Regions from separate parts of the Homo sapiens genome. Here all the other regions are linked to region 3. The links are chromatin contacts, found by Hi-C or POLR2A ChIA-PET in ENCODE. All regions are on one chromosome and are shown on one strand. Each heading gives the region's core, a stretch centred on a gene start or an enhancer-like site at or near the end of the contact. The rest is flanking DNA. Distances are from core to core; before and after follow the strand shown. Region 1 overlaps MIR34AHG (MIR34A host gene). Region 2 holds the start of SPSB1 (splA/ryanodine receptor domain and SOCS box containing 1). Region 3 holds the start of PIK3CD-AS1 (PIK3CD antisense RNA 1).

Region 1 (4,246 bases), core at 577-3,076, 490 kb before region 3:
GGTTCAAGGAAGAGGGCAAATGCGTTTTCAACGATGCCAAACTGGGCAAAACTAGTCCTAGTTTCAGGTGGGGTGTCCTGGGCTTGTTCTTCACTGAAACAGACCTGGGCTCCTTTTCTTCCTGTCCTCAGGCCAGAAATCCCCCATCAATTTGTCTAAGGGAACCATCACTGGCCAAGATACAGAGGGGGCAAGAACACAGGAGACCGAGTCTTCTTACCAGGAGAGGTGATTTCAAAACTCCAAACAATCTCCAAGTAAAATCCAGCCCCAGTAAGGGCCTGTAGCATAAATTTGAATTTTGGAGGGAGTCCAGCCCTCCACGTGTTTCTCTGATAGGAACTGGGAGAGCTTCCCCCATACAGCCAAGTCCTGTCGCGGAGCAGTCCCCCGACCACCCTGTCTCTGCCCCAACCCCTCCTTATGGAGGCAAACAGGCCACCAAACTACAGCCTCCCACGGTGTTCCATCAGCAGTCACAGGAAAACCCTCATGGCTTCTGGGCTTTGCCTCCCCAATATGCCACCCAGCACCCAGGCTCCATAAGAAATCTGCTTTCAGAATCAAAGACCTGAAAATTAGAAATGCTTTTCTAATGCCGAGGCCAAATTTCCTCCACACAAAACACCACAAATCCCTCTCCAAACAATTCGCGATTGCCCCCCAATCTCAATGGCCTTTTTCTCGGGTTGTAAATGTTCCCTAAAGTTGTCAGTGAATTAAACCAGAAAAAAAAAGAAAGAAAGAAAAAAAAAAAAGAAAGAAAAGGGTGGGTTACCTGCTCTGTGGGCCAAAGAAGGACCTTGGATTGATCGGATGTCAGCTCTGGTCCTGCAGCTTCCCCAGCCTGGCTCCACCTGTCTGACCTGTTGGGCTCGCTGCCGCCTCTGGGCCTGGCACAGCCGCAGGGAGCGGGGCTCGCTGCCAGCACCCAGGCCCCTCCATAGGTGTGCATTCACCTGCCAAGAGGTGCAGGCGCACAAGTGCCCTCCCCTCTCTGCTCCCACCATGTGACCTGCCCCCCAGCCGGACAGGCACTGGAGCATCTCCCTCGGTGTCACTGGAATTTCAAACCTGAAGCTGGCAGAGAGAAAGAAGAAAGGGAAGAAGAAGAGGGGAGGGGGACAGAGGAAAAATCCTGGCCCCCACAACTAACCAACAGTCCTTCCGTGATGTCGTGGAGGTCAGGCCAGGTGGGGCCAGCAGCCCCGTCACGGTGATCGTCAGGGTCAAATTCCAGGGCTGCTCTTTCCCCCTGGGTGGCTATTTTGGGAAAGCAGCTTTTCTCCAGCAGTGGACAGACTAGCTACTATGGACGCTGGAATCCAGAAGACTCAGAGCTCTGCCAGGGCCCAGCACAGGTAAAGGCACGGAGGACAGCCCTGGGAGCAAAGAGACAGTTTGCCCTCAGGTGCCCCTGAACTCCGCTCTGAGCACACACAATCCCACGGGTCCCTCCTGTCCCTACCCTTCAATAAGGATCACCCAGCACTTGGGGTCCTATCTGGCTTGGAAGAGGACGTGGGGCTTGAGGTATTACCCAAGGTGTTGAGGGGGTACAGCTGGAGGGGCAGGTGGCATCAGGTCTAGCGGCAAGGCCACTATTTTCCTGCCCTCCAGGACTGAGAGCCCTTAGCAGCCAGATTTGGCTTCTCTTCCCTTTCACTCCCTGGCCCCTGATGCCCGTCAAGCTCAAGTCGATACTGAACAACTGAGTACACAGCACAGCCTGGGTGTGAGGTCAGACTCTGTGCCTGGGATTGGGGCGGGTCAGGCATCTGACTCTGAGTTTCAACCACTGCTCAAGTTCAATCATGTGCTTCTAAGCTGCCAATCAAGCCAAACCTCTGGGAGTCACTGAAGAATAGAAACCGCAAGGCCAAGAGGAGGGTTGTGGTGCCCTGTGGTCTTGATAACTTGGGTTTTGAATGCAGGGTGGATGTTAAGATATAAAGCCCTTCCTAGGAAACCAGAAGACATCCTCCTAAGGAGGCAACAAAGCAGGGCAAGGCCCAGGAGAGGACCTGTGATGGAATTCAGACAGAGCCCAACCTCCCAGGGTACAGCCTTGTTCACGGGGCGCGGGAGGAGAAGGCTAACTGCTGCTGAGTGTGGCCAGGCAGGTCTTCAGCTACTGACATCAGGGCTGTGTCCACCCCTCAGAGCAGCACTGAGCTTGAAAGTGAAGCCCTGGCCGAGCGCGGTCGCTCACGCCTGTAATCCCAGCACTTTGGGAGGCCGAGGAGGGCAGATCACCTGAGGTGAGGAGTTCAAGACTGGCCTGACCAACATGGAGAAACCCCGTCTCTACTTAAAAAAAAAAAAAAAAAAAAAAACAAAAAAGTGAGGCTCTCTCTCAAAGCCAGCCCTTGCTCTGCTGCCCCAAGAGGGTCCTGCAAACACACGGGCCTTGTCCAAGGGGCCTGATGTGCAGGAGAGGGGCAGGGCCCAGGGCAGTGACCCCGAAGGGCTCCATCCTCGGACCTGACTCCTCCTTGCTCATAAACAACCAGGCCTTTGCCTTCCTCCCACACCAGTCCCCGGGTCAAAGGCCTTAAGAAAATCCCCGGTGCACTAGCCAACTCAGACCGCCCTGGCCCTTAGATCATCCGCTAGTCACTGGGCTGAGACCCAAAGGAGAGGGAAATATTTGGCGATTTCAGGGAACTGAACAGCAAAGGTGTTCACAATCAGACCACCAGCAGGAGTGCGGCACGCCCCTTAAACACTCTAAGGAAGTATTTACCAAGGCTGCTAAAAAAGAAGTTGAGGATTTCTGCCTCTGATTTAGTAGAAAATAATCTTTGAAATTTACATACAAAGTCCCATGATAAGTCATTTGGGATCCCCCAGAGGAGGAAGGCTGCTTGCGGTTAGACTGGGTGAGTCAACGAAACAAACAAATGGGCCCGATGAGGTCAGCTTTTTGGAAAAGGAACAAAGAAAACTGCACCCAAATGAGAGGCAGCTTACAATGGTGAAGCAGTGGTCACAGAAAATCCATTTCCAAAGCCTCTAATCCAGCAGTTTGGGGGATGATTTTGTCACCCAGGGGACATTTGGCAATATCTAAAGACATTTTTGGGGCCGGGTGTGGTGGCTCATGCCTGTAATCCCAGCACTTTGGGAGGCCGAGGCGGGCAGATCACTTGAGGTCAGGAGTTCGAGACCAGCCTGGCCAACATGACAAGACCCTATCTCCACTAAAAATGCAAAACTTAACTGGGCATGGTGGCACACACCTGTAATCCCAACTACTTGGGAGGCTGAAGCAGGAGAATCACTTGAGACTGGGAGGTGGAGGTTGCAGTGAGCCAAGATCGCATCACTGCACTCCAGCCTGGGTGACAGAGCAAGACTCTGTCTCAAAAAAAAAAAGAAGAAAAAAACCCAGACGTTTTTGATTATCACAATTGAAGGGTAGGGAGTGCTCCTGGCTTCTAGTGGGTAGAAGCCAGGAATGCCGCTAAACATCCTACAGTGCACAGGGCAGCCCCCACCACAAAAAATCATCTGGCCCCAAATGTCTGTAGCACTGCCACTGAAAAACTGTTCTCATCCACCGAGAACTCTCTCTCTCTTCCTTGCAAGTCCTGGGCAAAAGGTTGTTTTTAGTAGCCCAGAGGGCCATGGTGGTGACAGCTCCTCCCTGGGTGATGCCAGGCTTCAGGGGGTCAGCATCTTTGGAGGGTCCTCTAGGCATAGACCCCAGCTTGGGCAAGCCACTTGGCTGCCCCTGCATGGGTGACCCTGCCTGACTGCCCCTGGCTGCAACAGCCCCTTGCCGAGGCTTCTAGACCCTCAGAACCTCCCCCCTGCTGCTCTGGCTCTCAAGGTCCCACAGTAAAGCCACAGGAATGAGAAGGAGCGATGACAGTTCTCATCATCCCGTCATCGTCACAGCAGACTGGTAGGTGCTTTACAGGTGACAATGAGCTTTCACATTCGTTGTCTCACCTGAATACATAAAAGCCTCACCCACTGTTAAAACAATCTGAGTTCTTGACCTGCCAGACCAGTGGAACATGCAGAGGCCACCTGTCCCCGATGAGGGCCTGGGGGAGAGGGAGCCGTGCATTCATCTGGGGAGACCCCAGAGTCCAGAGCTGGGCAGAGGTGACAGCAGCCTGTCTAGGGGACCTGGGGGAAGCCAGGGTTCTGGCTGCTCCACGGCAGGCCCTGAGGTGGAGGGTCTAGACCCTGACCAGGCACCAGTCCTGCTGAAATGAGGCTCCGGAAATAGACG
Region 2 (4,168 bases), core at 1,097-3,596, 360 kb before region 3:
CTGTCTTTCAGGGCCTTAAACATCAAAGCTGGGTCTCTAGCTCCAAAGTGCCCCAGTCTGCCCTGGAAGCTTCCCAGATGTTAAGAGGTGAGGCTTGGTGGAGTTCCTCTTAGCAAAGCTGACAACACCATGGCCCCAGGCCACGTGGCCGTAGCACCAGCCCCATGAGATGCCAGTGTCTGGTAGATGCCACACACACAGTGAATAATCCACCAAACAGGGCTACTCTCCCAAGGAGAAATGAACCCATCAGAGGCAGCTGTGATTTTCAGCAATGACTGACGTGGGCTGCACCCCATGGGCCTGTCCCAGAGGCTCTCACCAGTCTCCCAAGTAAACAACAGTTCTCAAACTGCAGAGTGGCTGGAGGGGGTCATATGCTCTTTTAAAATTATTATTACCTTTTTTTTCTTTTTTTTTGAGATGGAGTCTCGCTCTGTTGCCCAGGCTGGAGTGCAGTGGTGCGATGTCGGCTCACTGCAACCTCTGCCTCCTGGGTTCAAGAGATTCTCCTGCCTCAGCCTCCCGAGTAGCTGGGATCGCAGGCACGTACCACCACACCCAGCTAATTTTTGCATTTTCAGTAGAGATGGAGTGTTGCCATGTTGGCCAGGCTGGTCCTGAACTTCTTTTTTTTTTTTTTTTTTTTTTTTTGTGAGACGGAGTCTCGCTCTGTCACCTGGGCTGGAGTGCAGTGGCGCAATCTCGGCTCACTGCAATCTCTGCCTCCCGGGTTCACACCATTCTCCTGCCTCAGCCTCCCAAGTAGCTGGGACTTACAGATGCCCGCCACCACGCCTGGCTAATTTTTTATATTTGTAGTAGTGACGGGTTTCATCGTGTTAGCCAGGATGGTCTCCATCTCCTGACCTCGTGATCCGCCCGCCTCGACCTCCCAAAGTGCTGGGATTACAGGTGTGAGCCACCAAGCCCAGCCTGGTCCTGAACTTCTGACCTCAGGTGATCCACCTGCCTCAGCCTCCCAAAGCGCTGGGATTACAGGTGTGAGCCATCATGCCCGGCCAATTATTATTATTATTATTTAATTTTTGTGCAGAGTCTGTGTCTTGCTCTGTTGCCCGGGCTGCTCTTGAACTCCTGGGCTTAAGTGATCTGCCTGCCTCAGCCACCCAAAGTGTGGGGATTAAGGGCGTGAGAGCCACCACCTCCAGCCTCAAGTGATCTTTTAAATGGGAAGCACCCCTAAGCTGCTGGCCATGGCTGCCCACCTGACTAGTCTGGGTTCAACATTCCTAAACCGCTGGCACCTGGAAAGTCAGAATGCCCACTCAGGCCCGCCCAGCCCAGGGCAGTTGGTTGAGTCTCCGTAATCCTATTCTGAGTTCAAACAAAGCTAAACCAAACTGATTTTCAGCACCGTAAAATGAGAGACATCAAACTTTGTAATCTCACAGTTCAATTGGGTTCCAAGCTCTGGACAGCTGGCCTCGGGCCAGGCACTGTTTCCTCGCCTTTACAGTGAGTGTGTCATTAGTCCCACCCTCACTGTACTGGGTTATGGTAAAGACACAGTAACTACGGAAGCCCCGCTATTTGTTTCGGCTCCCCCAGAAAGGCTAACTCCTCACCGTTTTCAATGGACACTACACAGCGAGGGGTGGGGAATGCCAGGAGATTTTGCTCTCAAAACAGCAAAGTCTTTAAAATCTTCCCAGTCCCAAGTGACTGCTCTGTTCGGGGAAGGGGGAGGAAAATTCCTTGAACGAGCTAGAGCCACAGGACAAGTCCCCAGAGGCTGGGACCTGTTCAGGGAGCAGCCCTGCGGATGCCAGGTGCCCGCGCCCTCAGGGTCTCGAGGTCCGAGGCCCCCGTCCCCGTGGGCACCGAAACGCGAGCGGCCGAAACAGCGCTGCAGGAGGCTCCCTGGACCCCCGGCGGCTGCCCACTCGTCCCCGCTGGGCACTTCAGAGGAGGCCGGCGAGGCCTTGCTCGGGGTTCCTGGGACAACCCCACTCTCCGCGAAGATTTCTCCTTCTCGTAAGACCCCCGCCCCCACTCCAGCCTCCCACGGCTGCAACCCAGGCCCTGCGCCACGCGTTTCCCAAAGACGCCTCCGGAGGGACCCGAGCTTCGGGCCGGCAACACCAGGGCGGCGGCTCGGGAGAGGGCTGCGGACTAAGGGGGCGGAGGGGGCGGCCGAACCAGCGCCGGGCTGACGCGCCCCGCGCCCCGCGCCCCGCGCCCCCGGCCTTCCCTGCAGTGCTGAGTGGTCCGTGCGCCCGAGGTCGGGGGCGGGGCGGGGCGGGGCGGGGCAGGGACGGCCCCGCCCACCGGCGCTTTTCTCTTTTTTTTCACTTTAAAGCCGTCGGTTGCTTTTTCTCCTCCGCACAGAAGTCGCGCTCGGGCAGCCTGCGCGCTCGCAGCAGGAACCAGGCTCCAGGCGCCGGCGCCGGGGCCGGGGCCGCGGGGAGGAGGCGACTTCGCTCCCTGCGGCGGGCGCGGCCCGGGCGCCCGAGCCTCCTCGGCCTTGGAGAGCAGCGGCGGCGGCGGCACCCCGGGCGCGGTAGGCGGCGCGGGGCACCTGGGACCCCGATGGGTGGGCGACCGGCCCGGGAGGGGGAGGCGCGGGGGGCCGGGCGAGGGCGGACGCGGGGATCGCGCCGCTGGGGGACCGAGTGGGTGGCGCGGGGCCGGGCGCGGGGGAGCGGGTGGAGTACGGGATGGGGACTCGGGGCGCGGCCCCTCCCGCGGTGGCTCCGGGGGCGCCTCCCTCGCCGCGGCTCCTGGGAGAGGGGCCCAGGCCCGCCCCGCGCTGCCGCCGCTGCAGGGCAGGGGGTCCCGGGGCGAGGCGCGGCGGGGGTCTCGGGGCGCGGGGACCGTCGCAACGAGTTGCGGTCCCGAGGAGGGGCTGGGGCGCTCCGGGGCCGCCGACCCGTCCCCCCTTTAGCCCGGGGAAAGCGGGACCCCGCTCGGCTGAGTTAGTTTCGCTTTTCCCGCCAGTCCGAGTCGGGATTGGCGGCGCGGCCCGGTCCCCCGTCGGGGCGCCCCCACCCTCCCGCAGCGCCTCCCCCAGGGAGCCTGCCGGGGACACCCGAGCGCCGCCCTCCCCGCCGCCCCGGAGCCGCCGCGGCTTCTCCCAGCAGCGGAGGGAGAGCCGGAGGGTTGTCAGGAAATCGATTAAATCAGAAAAACAAGGGCGGCCTGGGCCCGCGGGAGGAACCGCGGATGGGTCACCGTCCCCGGGCGTGTACTGGGCTCGGTGGCGTCCAGGTTCCGGTGAGGACGGGACGGCCCCGAGAGGAGGGTGCGGGTCTGCAGGAAGAGCGGGTGTCTCTGAGAGTGCATCTGCGTGTGTGTTTGTGCATGTCCTTGTGAATATGTGCCTGCGTATGAGTGTGTCTGTGTGTTCATGTGGGTGTGTGTGTGAGTGTGTCTCTAAGTGCATCTGTGTATTTATGTGCCTCTGAGTGTGTGTGTGAGTCTGTGTGTCTGTCAATGTGTGCCTGAGACTCTAAGTGACTGTGTGTGTGTGTGTGTGTCTGAGTGCGTCTTTGTGTATTTGTGTGTGCCTCTCTGTGTATGTCTGTGTGTCTTTGTGTGTGTCTGTGTGTGAGTGTGTATGTGTCTTTGGGTGTGTGTCTCTGCAAGTTTGTGTCTCTGAGTGTCTGTCTCTGCAAATGTGTGTCTCTGTGTCTTTGTGTCTGTGTGTGTCTTTGCGTGTGTGTGTCTTTGTGTCTCTTTGTGTGTCCACACGTGTCTCTGTGTCTGTCTCTGTGTCTGTGTCTCTGAGTGCGTCTGTGTATGTGTGAGTGTCTGTGTGTCTCCAAGTGTGTGTCTGTGTGTCTTTGTGTGTGTTTCTCTGTGAGTGTGTGTGGGGACCATCCAGGGGGCCCTCTGGTTCCTAGGTACTGCTCCTCATGGTGATTTCTTTACTTGGTTCTGGATAGCCGGGCATGCTGGGCCACAGACACCCCACTAGGCAAGCCCTGCTGGTGCCCCCGAGGAGAGCGCAGGCTCTTCCTCTCTCCATTTCTCTGAAAATGAACTACACAGTTTGGGGGTGAGTTGGCAGGGGCTGCTTCCTGAGTGAGTAATATTTAATTAAACACTCCAGTCTGTAGCATCAGAAACTGGTCATGAGTTGAGTTTTAACAGGTGTTCATGGTAAAAGCGCCATCCCTGGTGACTAAGGTTTGATGTCCTTGGA
Region 3 (3,854 bases), core at 514-3,013:
AGGTAGGGGCGAGATTTCCGGGGTCGCGGGTGGGGGGCGCCCTGGAGCGGCCAAGGTGCAGGGTCCTCGCGTGGCACCCTTGGGATCTGCCCAGTTTGCGGATGGAGCGCGGGGCTGATCGGGCAGGTCTCACTTGTGCAGGTGTTCCCTGGAAGGTGGGACCTGCAGATCTTGAACCCCACCAGACTCCATCAAGGGGGCTTCTTCCCGCCGATTCCTGAGAAGTCCTACCTCTGAGATGCTGGGCACAGCCGCACGTGGATGTGGGCGGGTGTGCCGTGGGTTGGAGTGGGAAGGGGCAATTATTCCTCTCTCAGGGCTCTCGGAGGGGAAGGTTTACTGCTCCCTAGGGACTTTGAAACCAAGGGCTAACCCCCTGCTCTCTTCCAGGAGAGTGGGATACCGCCCGGGTGCCTGACGGTGCCTTGGTGTTCTTGACAATTGAATGGTACCATCGGGACATTACTCCCCAAAGAACTGGTCGTTCTTACCTAGGTGATTTCAGCTGGACAACTGTAGGAGCTGAGTGGTGTTGTCTTCATTTTACAGTTAAGGAAACGAAGGCTCAGAAAAGTTAAATAACTCACCAACCCACACAGTTTACAAGTAGTTTCTCCAGGATCCCAGCTCTTTCCGACGCCAGCGCGTTTAATCATCTGGGGGTGCCGTTGCTTGCGGGGGAAGGAGAATGTCCTAGTAATTCTCTTGGGGGGGATTTGGAGGGGACGACTGTTCAGAGAGGCACCCTCTAAGATACCCTTGAGACTCCTCTGTAACACCCGCTGCTGCTGTTCACACCCCCTCCCCAATTTGATTGATGTGTTGAGTGGGGCGGAAGGTTCTTTTGGTTGATGAGGCTGCGACCAAACGCAAGGAGATATAAATAGAGCTTTCTCTTTGGCTCTCTCTAGAGCAGAAATGCCAACCCCTTAGCATTTCCATGGCCTGCTGGAGTTTCATTTCTTGATATTAGGATTCCAGCCATCTTGGCTGGTGAGAGGCCTGCTGGCGGCTTCCTGGGCTTGGTCCTCTTTTGGTGCTTTCACAGAATGATGGAAGACACTGGAGTGGGCTGGAGGAGTGCTCTTAAAACCCAGTTGTGGCTGAGAGCGGTAGCTCATACCTGTCATCCCAGTGCTTTGGGAGGCCCAGACGGGAGGATCACTTGAAGCCAGGAGTTCAAGGTTGCAGTAAGCTATTACAGTGCCACTGCGCTCCAGCCTGGGTGACAGAGCAAGAGCCCATCTCTGAGAAACATAATACAACAACCCAGTTGCCTGCTCCAGAGACAACTAAGCTAGCCTCCTTCTGAGCCCCACTTCCCCCGCCCTTCAGCCCCTGTTCAGAAACAGACTACATTGGCCACACTACTCACTTAGATGTTTCTGGAATTAGGGCACGTGCCCCAGAGGTACTCCCGACCACGCAGATGTCCCCTTCTGGCAGGAAAAGCGCGTTTCTGCGTTTCTGCAGCCTCAGTCCACGCCGCCAGGTCTTTGCACTAAGCTGTGGGCTCCGTTTCTCCTCCGATACCATGTTTAGCAAGTGTTTCCTGAGATCACACGGGGTGCCAGGGGCTGTGCTAAGAACAGGGCAGGCAGACTGGGAGGGCATCAGCCCCTGGGGGGCTTACAGGACAGACAGTCCACCAATGGTTGTGCGAAAGCCAGCCCGCTTTCGCACAACTGTCCGATGGAATTCATGGAGGTGGGAGTGGGGATGGTGAGAGTCGGTTCCTGCTTCATCTTGTTTTACTTAAATTGCACAGTGAAAGGGAGAAGTGAATGTGCAACGGATGAAGCAATTCCCCTTTGGCTGGGTTATTTTCAAAACCATTTTTGTGTAGAGAGCAGTTCCCGCCCTCCCTGAGGCCAGCTGCCGGTGTGGGCCTGATGGTGGGGTTTGGGGCCCCAGCAAATGTTTCCTTAACGTGGGACCTTCAGAAGGCTCTTTCAGGCTGGGCGCGGTGGCTCACGCCTGTAATTCCAGCACTTTGGGAGGCCGAGGTGGGCGGATCACTTGAGGTCAGGAGTTCAAGACCATCTTGGCCAACATGGTGAATATCTGTCTCTACGAAAAATGCAAAAAAAAAAAATTAGCTGGGCGTGGTGATGAGCACCTGTAATCCCAGCTACTTGGGAGGTGGAGGCAGGAGAATCGCTTCAATCCGGGAGGTGGAGGTTGCAGTGTGCTGAGATTGTGCCACTGCACTCCAGCCTGGGCAACAGAGTGAGACTACATTTCAAAAAAAAAAAAAAGAAAAAAAAGCTCTTTCAGCCAGGAGGGTGGCTTCAGCTACTCCCCAGGGGACAAGTGTGTTTTTCAGCAAAGCTGTTAGAGAAGATGGTCTAGAAGCAGTACCCCGGGATGGAGGAGACAAGGAAGGGCCCTATCCACTGGAGGATGGCAGAGCCTGGCTTGTTTGAAAGGGAGGAAAATATTGTCATCTTGGTACCGGTGACAGTGTTTCATAAATAGCGAAGGTGGCAAAACGCCACCTCTCTCCCTACAGTTAACGCTAAGACTGAGTTGTCTTTAGTTTGGTTGGTGGAAATCCCCGGCAATCATAGCAGAAATGCTGCCAGTTTCAAGATGGAAAAAATAAAAAACCCAGGAACCCCCCGCCCCCCCCCCTTTTTTATTGCAGCTAAACACTGTGACTTGCTGTGGGTCCTACCAAAATAACGGCCATTCTCCCCTCCCTGAGGGCCAGCACAGTCCCTAGGGCCTGTGAAAGTTCCCCTTCCAGCTGCACTGGCTGGATATGCGTGAAACTCCCCTCCCTCCCCAGAAGTCACAACCTTACCACCTCGGATAAGGGTCAGGGCTCCTGGAAATGGGTCCCTTTTCCTATTACTTTCTTTCTTTTTTCTTCTTTTTTTTTTTTTTTTTTGAGACGGAGTCTCGCTTTGTCGCCCAGGCTGGAGTGCAATGGTGTGATCTCGGCCCACTGCAACCTCTGCCTCCAGGTTCAAGCGATTCTCCCACCTCAGCCTCCTGAGTAGCTGGAATTACAGATGTGCGCCACTATGGCCAGCTATTTTTAGTATTTTTAGCAGTGACGGTGTTTTGCCATGTTGGCCAGGCTGGTCTCGAACTCCTGACCTTAGGTGATCTGCCCACCTTGGCCTCCCAGAGCGCTAGGATTAAAGGCGTGAGCCACCATGCGCGGCCTTCCTATTACATTCTGAGCACAGGGGGAGTGATCAGAGTGAAGGGTGTGGCATTTCCAAAGTGGTATTTCGGTTGGCTTCTGTTTCACTCATATTGGGGGAAATTGCTTCCACTTAGAGAAAATGCCGGAAGAGTGGGCGGTGCCAGGAGTAGGGTGGGGGAGGAGGAGATGCAGAAAGGGATAGACCTATTTGGGATTTTTGGTCCTGGAGGGATGCTGTACGGGTTAAGTATCCCTTATCCAAAATGCTTGGGACCAGAAATGGGGTGGAGTTTGGATTTTGGAATATTTGCATTATATGCTTACCAACTGACCATTCCAAATCCAAATATCTGACATCTGAAATGCTCCAAGGAGCTTTGTATTTGATCATGATGGCACTCAAAAATTTTGGATTTTGGAACGTTGTAGATTTCAGATTTGGGATGCTCAACCAGTGTTAACCTCCTGTGGTTGCTGTAACAAATGACCTCAAACTTTGTGGCTTAAAACAGAAACGTGCATGCTTATAGTTTCAGCTACTTGGGAGGCTGAGGTGGGAGGATCACTTGTGCCCAGGAGTTTGAGGCTGCAGTGAGCCATGATTGAGCCTGTGAGTAGCCATGGCACTACAACTTGGGCAACATTGCGAGATCCTGTCACTAAAAGAAAACAACAGCAATGGGCCGGGTGTGATAGC

The links. Hi-C counts contacts between places; a loop is a spot of excess contacts on that map. ChIA-PET counts read pairs that join two places held with the same protein, here RNA polymerase II (POLR2A). Pooled maps may share reads with other maps.
Region 1: a pooled map shows a loop between it and region 3 (5-fold over the local background). The contact joins the enhancer-like site here to the promoter of PIK3CD-AS1 in region 3. A Hi-C loop is called at or near these places in 1 of 37 single-sample maps with no recorded cell type and 2 of 50 pooled maps. POLR2A ChIA-PET finds 5 or more read pairs at or near these places in 1 of 52 experiments (activated naive CD4-positive, alpha-beta T cell).
Region 2: a loop to region 3 is called in a pooled map, with 7 times the contacts of the local background. The contact joins the promoter of SPSB1 here to the promoter of PIK3CD-AS1 in region 3. A Hi-C loop is called at or near these places in 4 of 50 pooled maps. POLR2A ChIA-PET finds 5 or more read pairs at or near these places in 2 of 52 experiments (B cell and activated CD4-positive, alpha-beta T cell).

The regions. Positions count from the first base shown.
Region 1 is chr1:9,161,229-9,165,474 of GRCh38, forward strand. All of the region lies in intron 1 of MIR34AHG (MIR34A host gene), which reads right to left. Among named protein-coding and RNA genes, the nearest start is that of MIR34A, 12 kb to the left of the region's middle. RefSeq lists silencers at 1,477-1,546, 1,697-1,766, 3,537-3,586 and an enhancer at 2,697-3,026. Within about 2 kb of position 1,827, at least 31 of the 41 ENCODE cell types and tissues checked have a DNase peak (open chromatin) inside an H3K27ac peak, as active enhancers do.
Region 2 is chr1:9,290,548-9,294,715 of GRCh38, forward strand. It overlaps SPSB1 (splA/ryanodine receptor domain and SOCS box containing 1), which reads left to right and starts at 2,347. Exons shown (of 3, transcript NM_025106.4): 1 at 2,347-2,524. RefSeq lists silencers at 2,012-2,181, 2,232-2,311, 2,382-2,451, 2,992-3,281.
Region 3 is chr1:9,652,823-9,656,676 of GRCh38, forward strand. PIK3CD-AS1 (PIK3CD antisense RNA 1) reads right to left here and starts at 1,764. Exons shown (of 2, transcript NR_027045.1): 1 at 1,376-1,764; 2 at 1-1,221. The region is part of intron 1 of PIK3CD (phosphatidylinositol-4,5-bisphosphate 3-kinase catalytic subunit delta); the gene reads left to right. RefSeq lists an enhancer at 1,102-1,151.